Regions from separate parts of the Homo sapiens genome. Here regions 2 and 3 are each linked to region 1. The links are chromatin contacts, found by Hi-C or POLR2A ChIA-PET in ENCODE. All regions are on one chromosome and are shown on one strand. The core of a region is the stretch at or near the end of the contact, and the rest is flanking DNA. Distances in the headings are between cores, read along the strand shown.

Evidence for each region. Hi-C counts contacts between places; a loop is a spot of excess contacts on that map. ChIA-PET counts read pairs that join two places held with the same protein, here RNA polymerase II (POLR2A). Pooled maps may share reads with other maps.
Region 2: a pooled map shows a loop between it and region 1 (6-fold over the local background). The contact joins the enhancer-like site here to the promoter of LINC01991 in region 1. A Hi-C loop is called at or near these places in 4 of 50 pooled maps. POLR2A ChIA-PET finds 5 or more read pairs at or near these places in 2 of 52 experiments (OCI-LY7 and activated B cell).
Region 3: a map of OCI-LY7 shows a loop between it and region 1 (9-fold over the local background). The contact joins the enhancer-like site here to the promoter of LINC01991 in region 1. A Hi-C loop is called at or near these places in 7 of 168 maps with a recorded cell type or tissue (B cell, OCI-LY7, Ramos and 3 more), 4 of 37 single-sample maps with no recorded cell type and 18 of 50 pooled maps. POLR2A ChIA-PET finds 5 or more read pairs at or near these places in 4 of 52 experiments (OCI-LY7, WTC11, activated B cell and 1 more).

The regions. Positions count from the first base shown.
Region 1 is chr3:187,974,654-187,977,679 of GRCh38, forward strand. LINC01991 (long intergenic non-protein coding RNA 1991) reads right to left here and starts at 1,754. Exons shown (of 3, transcript NR_135538.1): 1 at 1,673-1,754.
Region 2 is chr3:188,700,299-188,703,475 of GRCh38, forward strand. The region is part of intron 7 of LPP (LIM domain containing preferred translocation partner in lipoma); the gene reads left to right. Among named protein-coding and RNA genes, the nearest start is that of MIR28, 13 kb to the left of the region's middle. Within about 2 kb of position 1,518, at least 4 of the 41 ENCODE cell types and tissues checked have a DNase peak (open chromatin) inside an H3K27ac peak, as active enhancers do.
Region 3 is chr3:188,953,154-188,956,247 of GRCh38, forward strand. No RefSeq gene overlaps it. Among named protein-coding and RNA genes, the nearest start is that of TPRG1-AS1, 7.1 kb to the left of the region's middle. RefSeq lists a silencer at 1,387-1,681. Within about 2 kb of position 1,623, at least 7 of the 41 ENCODE cell types and tissues checked have a DNase peak (open chromatin) inside an H3K27ac peak, as active enhancers do.

The DNA.
Region 1 (3,026 bases), core at 504-3,003:
ATGGGCCTCATGGGACACAGACTACTAGGTGTGGCACGTGCAGTGACGCCTGCATTGTGGTGAGAAGAGAGACACAGGGATGCCACAAGCAGCTACACAAGACCCCTTTCCACATGTACCCAGGCTGACAAAATCACCAGAAAATACAAGCCTTTAAAAGAATCAATTAGTCCCACAATTTTATTCCCCAGGGAAGATAAAATTTACACGCTTCCTGTAATCAATCAATCCCACAAACCTCTTGAAACTTCAGTCAGAAAATTTGCAAACTGCTAAGCAATACACAACTTTTTTTATAGGTGGCAGACTAGAGGTGGGAAGGGAACATCAGGCTCTTTGATACATGTAAACGAAAACATGTTGGTCTTTAAAGAGTTATGATGAACTCTCGGTTTTTCAATAGGAGACTAGAATTTTAAAATCATAGACAGTAGAGCCAGAAAACCTCTTAGAGGCCATTTTCTAATGTATCCTCCCCCCACCCATTTTACAGAAAAGGAAACTAAAACTCAGACAGACGTGACCTGCTTCCAGTTATACCACAAGGTAAAATCAGATAAAATCATGAGCTGTGTCCCTTTCTGCATTTAACTCAGCACACATTTACTAAGCACCAACCAAATTCTTGCTGAAGAAACAAAGATGGATAAGTCGCAGAATGCATCTTCAAGGAATTCAGAGTCCATTAGGGAGACAGACATATAAGCAGATGATTCCAGCACAGATTGGCATGTGCTATATTAATGATACAGAGTGCTATGAGAATACACAGAATTGGGAGTGGCTAATTCTGCCTGGGGTTGCCAGGAAAGTCTCCATCCAGGAGTGGGCATTTGAGTGCATTGACAGATAGAGTGGAAGAGCATTCCAAGCAAAAGGAAAAGAGTGAACTAAAGCAAGGGGACGGGAGAGAACACAGCTTGTGTGGAAAGCCCCACACAAATAGTTTGAAACAGCTGGAGGGTTTATAGAAGGTGCTGCAAAACCACCTCAGGGGATGTCACTAGGTCACAGCTGCCACCCTCCACCTCATTTGGCATGCTCCCTGGGGCTACGGCCTGTGTCCACCTAATGGGCCAGTATAACACCTGGCCAAGTGCCGATGGCATGGTGGGGCTTAATGAATTCCCTTTGAAGATGAGAGGATTGTGAGGGAGAAAAGAATTTGCCACTCAAGTGAGTCAACTGGAACGGAAGGTGTGTCCTGGCTTCTGAGACCTAGCACTCTGGCTGGTTGACCAGACAGCCGAGGTCACCTCCCCTGGGGCCACAGGGTTCTACTTGGGAACATCAAGTCTTTTTTCAGCAAGTTGTTCCTAAGCCACAACACTCTGGCTCACCCCCTGCCTTTGTAGTTTTACCAGTATAATTGATCCCAGAGCTCGGTTTCTGCCATACCCCTTGGTTTCCTAGGGAGTGATGATATATGCAGGCCTCCTTGGAGCTGCAGCACAGCCCAGGCCTCCTGGGGGAGAACACGGAGGGATATGTAAGAGGCAGACATAAATAGTCTTGCACTGCAGTAGTCATCCTTTTGGGTGCTCTGAGCTTCCTGTCCTGAGCTAAGATTTTCCTCTGGGGTTAGCTGAGGCACAGAAAGATAAACAAAGCTTTAAAGTGACTCCCCTCATTGGAAAGCTACAAGCACTTCCAAGACACCATTTTTTCCTACCTTCTGATAAGCGTGTCTAGGCTTCCCATCATCACACCCTGTGAAGAATCCGTAAGGTGTGTATGGGAAGAGGAGAGACCACTTGAGTATGAGACGTCTTTCAAGTGCCCTCCCACATATGCTAGGTCTACAAAATGTCAAAACAGCCAGGCAAATCATGCCAGGATTCATCATGGCAGGGGGAAACCAGTCACCCCTGATACTCACCATTGAGCAGCCCAAACAACTCTTAATGACTAAGGTTTTTTCCACTTACACCTGGTTCTTTTGCTTTCACCACACAATCGTGTTAGCAAATGAGATCCTTGAGTAAGCAAAACAGGTCCTTCACCGATTATCTTGTAAAAACACATTCCATATCCTACTACAGATATTTAGAGCAAGCAACATTTATTCACCTAGGTTTTTCAAAACACGCCTCCAAGCCATTTTTACCATGTAGTTGCTATGATCTGAAAAATCAAGTGTGTGCACAAGCAGGCAGCCAATGGCTTGCGAGAGAAGGATAACTGGGCAAAGAACAAAATTAAAAGCAAGTCACAGATGCAGAAAATGCACTTACAATTTATGTAACTGGATTAGTACCCAGAACACAGGAGGAAGAAAATTCTACACATCCATAAGGAGAAAAAAACATAGAAATAAATGATCAGTCTATATCAACAAGGAAAACTCTGAAAAGGAAATAATCCTAAAAGAAATGGAAAGATGCTTAACTTCACTGATACTCAAAGAAATGCAAAATAAAAAATTAGGAGATGCCATTTCAGACCCATCAGATTGGCTAAAATTTTAAAAGTCGGACAACATGAAATGTTTGACATGATAAAGCAATGACAAAACATGTAGACACTGATGATAGGACTGTAAATGAAAAAAAGCCATTTTGGATAGAAATTTGGCAATATCTATCAAATTTGAGGTTTAGTAGACCTTATATCTTAGCAATTCCACTCTTGGTATACAACCAAGAGAAGCTCTTGCATACAACCAAGAGAAGCTCTTGCATACCTACATAAAAAGCCTTGTATTTAAGAGAATTGTTTTTAAAAGAAAAAAGTAATTTAAAAGTTCATTAGTAGGAAAAGGCTTTATAAATTGTGATACATTCATATGAAGGGATATTATATCAAATTTAAAGTGAGTGAACTGAAACTAACGTATCAATATTGATACATCTAAAATAATAATGTTGAATACAAAAGCAATTTTTAGAATAATCAATATTATTCATGCAAATTTTAGTAACATGAAGTAATACTATATATTGTGTTGTACACATACTTACGGAGTAAATCTACCAAACATGGACAGGACAGACGCATACATCTTTGAGACGGTAGCTATTCTGGGG
Region 2 (3,177 bases), core at 268-2,767, 730 kb after region 1:
AACAGCAGGTAAGCACTCAAGAAAGAAAAATGATCACGCCAAGGTCAGCCCCAGAGGAACTCAGGGGGCTGACATTGCGACAGATAGTGGGTATCCATTTTGTAAATTGGATCCTTAGCACACAGGTTAAAGTAGGTAAATTGTAGTAACAAAGATGCAAGATGGTGTGGTGTTTTCCTGGGAGCCATTTGCACCTTAGTGCGGGCTGTTTCCCATGCTTCCTTTTTCCTTTAGAAAGGATGATGGATATTTTTCTTCTCCACTCAGAAAAGGGGCAGTGGGATGATAAGGTGATTAACCTTTGTGTGTTCTTGATTTCATGCCCCAAGTGTAGTGAAAGTTCAGTAGGCTGCAGAAACCCTGTGACCTGCCCATTGCTTACTCAGATTCAGAATGCTGAATGAAGTTCTGGATGTTTCAGGGGATGCTGACAACTGGCTTAAGTCCTCTCATAAATGGAAATCTCTGTCATAATGAGGTTTCCACTTACTCAGTGTGTCTATTTTTATAGACTACAAAGGATCTGTAAATATGAATATCTGTGATTTCACTCTAAAGATTGGTAATGATATGTGTCTTGCATACTATGGGCACAAATGGGCACAAAAAAATGATAGAGTAGAACCAAAGGAAGCTTTGAAAATAACATGTTACACATAAAGAAACTGAGGCTCAGAAAATGGAAATGATTTGAGCAAAATCACTGGACAACTTAAAGGCAGAACTAAGATTAAAGATATTCTGAATAGTCAGGTCTTCTGTATTTATGGGTTTCTATGTAAATGTATAATCAAATACCATGAAGTGTTATATGAATATGACAGATACTGTTATGTATGTTATTCTTAATCTAGTGGAGTTTCCTTCTTCATCAAGGGTCCTATTCATGTGTACATTTTGTTTCAGAAGCAAGTCTTCATTACTGCATAGTCCCACCCATAATGTTTACCAGGGATTTAGACCCAGATTTGGCTGTAAATTTGGCTTCATATTAAGTATTTTCTTGAATGACAATCACCTGGGCCCCTAGCAAGAAAAGAGGAATGGCAAAGAAGAACCAGTTTTAGATAATTTTCAGCTGAAAAAAAAAAAATCTTTATTTTAAGAAGGGAAAATACAGAAACATAGAAAGAATATAAAGCATTCAATTTCCCATGACTTTCAACGATTAACCTTTGAGCATATTGTATTGCCGTAAGGCAGGTCAGCCTGGCCAGCGAGTGACTTATCTCCATGTGGTAGTTCAGGGCCCAGTCTCCATCCTTCCTGTGCCTCACAAGGCCACATCTAACTGCAAGGAGCATGGGAAATGTAGTCTAGCAGTGTGCCCAGCAAGAGGAGGAAATGGATTTTGGTGAGCAGTTAGCAGGCTCTGCCATGCTTAGTAAACATCAGTCCTTTTTAAAGCATATTAGCCACTAAATTGCTCAGAATGCCACGATATCTGGCTGCGTTTTTTTTTTTTGAAAGTGTCAGTGGTCTTGGTGTTAGAAGATGTTTGCCAATACACTTACTTCAGAAGCATGACTTTCATAAAAACTCAGCTCCCATTTTTAAATCTCATAATGACTTCCCATTACTTAAAACAGGCTTGGCATTGACCATATCTTACTTCTCTTTTCTCATCCTAGTTCTGTTTTTTTCCCTTTTTTTTTTTTTTTTTTTTTTTGAGACAGAGTCTCGCTCTGTCGCCCAGGCTGGAATGCAATGATGTGATCTGGGCTCACTGCAACCTCTGCCTCCTGGGTTCAAGCAATTCTTCTGCCTCAGCCTCCAGAGTAGCTGGGACTACAGACACCAGGCACCCGCCACCATGCCCGGCTAATTTTTTGTATTTTTAGTAGAGGTGGGATTTCACCATGTTAGCTAGGATGGTCTCGATTTCCTGACCTCGTGATCCGCCTCCCTCAGCCTCCCAAAGTGCTGGGATTATAGGCGTAAGCCACCACGCCCAGCCTTTCCTCTTAACAGTTTTTTAGATATACATGTTCCTCCTGAAATGCCTTTAACTTTCTTCCTTCTTTCTTTTCTTCTTCTTCTTCTTTTTTTTTTTTTTCCGGCTGTTGTACGCAATTTATTCTTCAAGATCAAACTACAGGTCATCTTTTTTTGGCAGCCTTCTTCCGTCTCAGAACACTGAATTCATACCTGTGTTTTAGAGCTTAGACTTTATTGTAATTGCCTATTTTCATGTCTCTTTCTTCCCAAACTGTGAGTTGTTAGAGACAGGATCTCTGAATAATTTGTCTTTATACTTAAAGTTCTTGGCACTTGGTAATCCCGTAGGAGATTTATGTTAAGACAATTTTGACGGAGTCCTCTAAAATCTGTCGCTCAGTAACTCACCTGTGGATCATATAACGTTAACTTGCCTTTAGTAAGAGATTCGGGTATTTCAGAAACAAACATATTAGTGATTAAGATTGATACTTACAAGAATGTCTTTTTTTAAGAGAAAGGTTTGCTTCACAATGTCTTTGTTTTGCTATTTGGCAGCAAACCTCCACTCTGATAAAAGAAATCTTTGCTTAGATAATAGACTCAGACTAAAATCCAAACAGCCGCACAGTAAGAGAACTAGAAAGTCTTGGAGACAATGATATCAAAACCCCGAGAGGCATTGCAGTGAAGAAGTATGCCCAACTCAGCACACCCCAGTTTCAACGTTCTGCTGTTTTTAAGCAGCGGTACCTCTACAAGGTTGCTCACTTATCTTCTTAAGTCTCTATTTTCTCATCCAGAAATAGGATTACATGTCATACAGGGCTGTTGTGTAGGCATTTGAGATTTCACATCTGTGAAAGTAGGCATCTTGAAAAGGGTCTTGCAAACATGAGGAATTAATATGCTACAGTGAATATGTTGCTGATACAACTCACACTTCTACTTCTGAAGAAACGAGAAACAAAAATAACACAAACTATTCCCTTTCAGCACCTCCCACCACAAATATTCAATCGTGTTTTATTACCCATACAATATGCTAGAAGTTGCTTATTAACAAATAAGTTGGACACAGTTGTTCATTTTTCTTAGGAGGTATTGAGCCCTAAACACTATCGAGAGAGAGGTATTAGAGTAGGTCTCTGATTATGACAGTAAGAATAGTACTGGATTACTGCTTCTAGGCTCGAACACTGAAAGTTTTAAGCTGTCTTCTTTGGTGTAAGAGACAAC
Region 3 (3,094 bases), core at 373-2,872, 980 kb after region 1:
TAGTAAGTGAGGAGGTTATATGCTGGAGGTTACATTTAGCCTATAAAAACACCATAATCCAGGTTTATTCTACCAATTACTGTGTGGCCTTGAGATCTACATTTTAGCATTTACTAAATGATAGGGAAGAGCAGTTGAGCTCTTAAGCTTCTTCTAGTGCTCGCTTTCTATTTGCCCCAAAGTCAGTCTACACTGAGTGACTGATCAAACTCCACTTCCACCTTGGATTCCATAAACCAGCTAAGAAATAGATACTCTCTTCCTCACCCTTAGCCCCACACCACACCCCCACTGCTCATGACTGGAGGGCATATGTCGATTGGAGGGAAGGATGCGACTGGAAGTCTCTGAGAAGAGCTCTTCTCTTCCCTCAGGGACATGTCTATTCACTGAAGAATGACATAATAAATGGTCAGCTACCTTTAACCTGCCTTCCATGGATTCCCTGAGGAAAAATTAAATTACTGTTCTAATATGCTACAAACGCACAGACTCAAAATGTAAAATATGAAATGAATCTGACAGGTTATGTGGTTTAGCTCCCACACTTGATGGACAGAGAAACTGAGGCTTGAAGAGACGCACCCAAGGAACCTGGCCAAAGACACAGAGACAAGAAGTCTTGGAGCTAGGGCTACAGCCCAGATCTCCACTGCTCCTTGGTGCTCTTTGTTTTTTTTTTTTTTTTTTTTGCTACAAGTTGGAGCTCAGTCCCTGGGTTGCAATGGATAAATCTTTTGCTAGGCAACCCAGTTGCTAAGCTTTGCTCACATCATTCTTGAGCTCAAAAACCTTTATGGATTTCAGCTATTCATTCCTAGTATAGTCATCCTTTGGTATCCTTGAGGGATTGGTTCCAGAATCTTCTGAGGATACCAAAATCCAGGGATGCTCAAGTATCTCATATAAAATGGTGTAGTATTTGCATATAACCTACGCACATCCTCCTATATGCTTTAAATCATTGCTAGATTACTCATAATAATACAGTGTAAATGCTATGTCAATCGTTGTTATACTGTACTATTTAGGGAAGAATGACAAGAAAATCTCTACATGTTCAGTACAAATGCAACCTTCCATTTATTTTTCCAAATATTTTTCATCGACACTTGGTTGAATTCATGGATGTGGAACCTATGGATACAAAGGGCCAATTGTACAAGATTCATTTTGTGTCATTATTTGGGCTCTGCCCATGATATTGCTACTACTTTTTAAAAAAATTTATGAATTCCCTTCTGGAAGACGAGGTAGAAAGTAGACAGGCGATTTTGCTAAGCAGTTTTGACATCTCTCACACACACCTATTTTGGCTAACCTTTTCCTGATTTCTCAGTCCTCAGTAGCTCCTCTGTGCACGTGCCCAGATGTCACATTTCTTAACTTATTTTCTATTTCTTGAGGATAATTTAGTCACTTTTTTCTCTACAGTAAGCAGAGAAGGTAGAGCTGGAAAATGGGGTCTTCATCAGAGTTTAACTAGACTATGAATAGAATTCTGTAAGGCACGGACCAATGAGCTGTCTTTTAGGTCAGTCCAGAAGGACTCAGATTCACACCAAACTTAAGTGGCTGGTGAATGAGGCTCAGATTGTCCTCCCAGTTTCCCACTGCCATCCCCAATCCTGCTCCAAGAGCGCCCTCTGCTGGAATGGAGCAGGAGCCAACATCCTCAGCCATCTTGGAAGTGGGGCCAACTGGAACTCTGAAAGGATGAAAAGTACCTCTGTTTAAATACAAGCTCCAAATAAGACAGATCAAGTCTACAATGTCTTCTTGACTTTTATTTCTCATTCCTTCTATTTCCATTTCTTTGACAACTTTTCTTAAGAGGATCACGATGTGGTGAAAAAATAGAATTTAAAGAGGGGAAATGTAATCCAGTGAAATGGGCATAAAACTAAGAATTCTGCCTTCTTTGAGAGGTTTAATTGCTGGGTTACAAAGAGTAATTTCTTGGAATAACTCAGTTTCTAGTCTCAGATTGTAATTACTCCTTCAGTTAGAAACCTTCTTCCATTCATTGCCTGCTAAATTAAGTCAACATTCTTTACTTAGCTTTCAAGGTATATTTGTATATGAATTTACAAATTCATAATATGTTATTTAGTTTGTACTTCATTTATCAAAGCTAATAGTATCTTTACTTTAAAAAAATTTTACTCTGATCTACTTTTTAGAAATTGAAAAGATATTGAAAACTTTAAAAGTACATTTGAATACCAAAGTCATATGTTTCACATTAAAAATCATGCTCAGCACTTAATCTGCTTATAATTTTGAACAAGTGGAAGACCCTGATTAAATAATTAGCTTTTGAACAGAAACAATAATTGATAGGTTGAATTCTATCTTTAGCACTGATGTTAGTCCTAACTTGTTGTTTAGGATTGAGACAAGGTAAAGCGACATAAAAGATTTGGGGGAGTTGATATAACCTTTAAAGTGTCATTTAGTCAAAGGAAGAAACAGTAGCTAGGAATATACCTATTGAATAAACATAGCAATATGGTAGATTCTAGTCCTAGACCCCTGTTTTACAGCTAGAATTATGCCAAAAAGTTGAAAAGTAAAGCTGGATGAAACCTTAGAGAAGACTCCGCCATCTTATAACTCAGATGGTGAAATGAGACCCAGAAAGAATAGTCTTCCCAAAGGCTCACGGTCAGTTATTATAGGAGCCTCATTTGGAATTTGAGTCATCCAATTCTCAATCCACTGTTCTTACCACTACCCAACACTACCTTTGTTTAACTGTCTTTCTTGCATAAAAAGGGACTTATAGGTGAGAGATTCTATAGTGCCATTGGGAGCTGCTGCCTGAATCTCCGTGTAATTTCAAAGAGTTTCCTAACTCAGACCCTGTCCCATTTCACTGTATCCTTAAGAGGCTGAGAAACGGGGCATTCAGATTCTTTCCCCATGCTGACTCTTCATTCTGTTTACACATGGGCCGGCCAGATGCTAGAGAAAAAAAAACAAACATTTGCAGCTGTTATCAGGGGTAGGATAGAGCACATGAGGTTCCCAAGTTTTGATCCAACACATCAGAACACACTTGATTTTTACTCTGGCTTGGAGTTTACTGCCT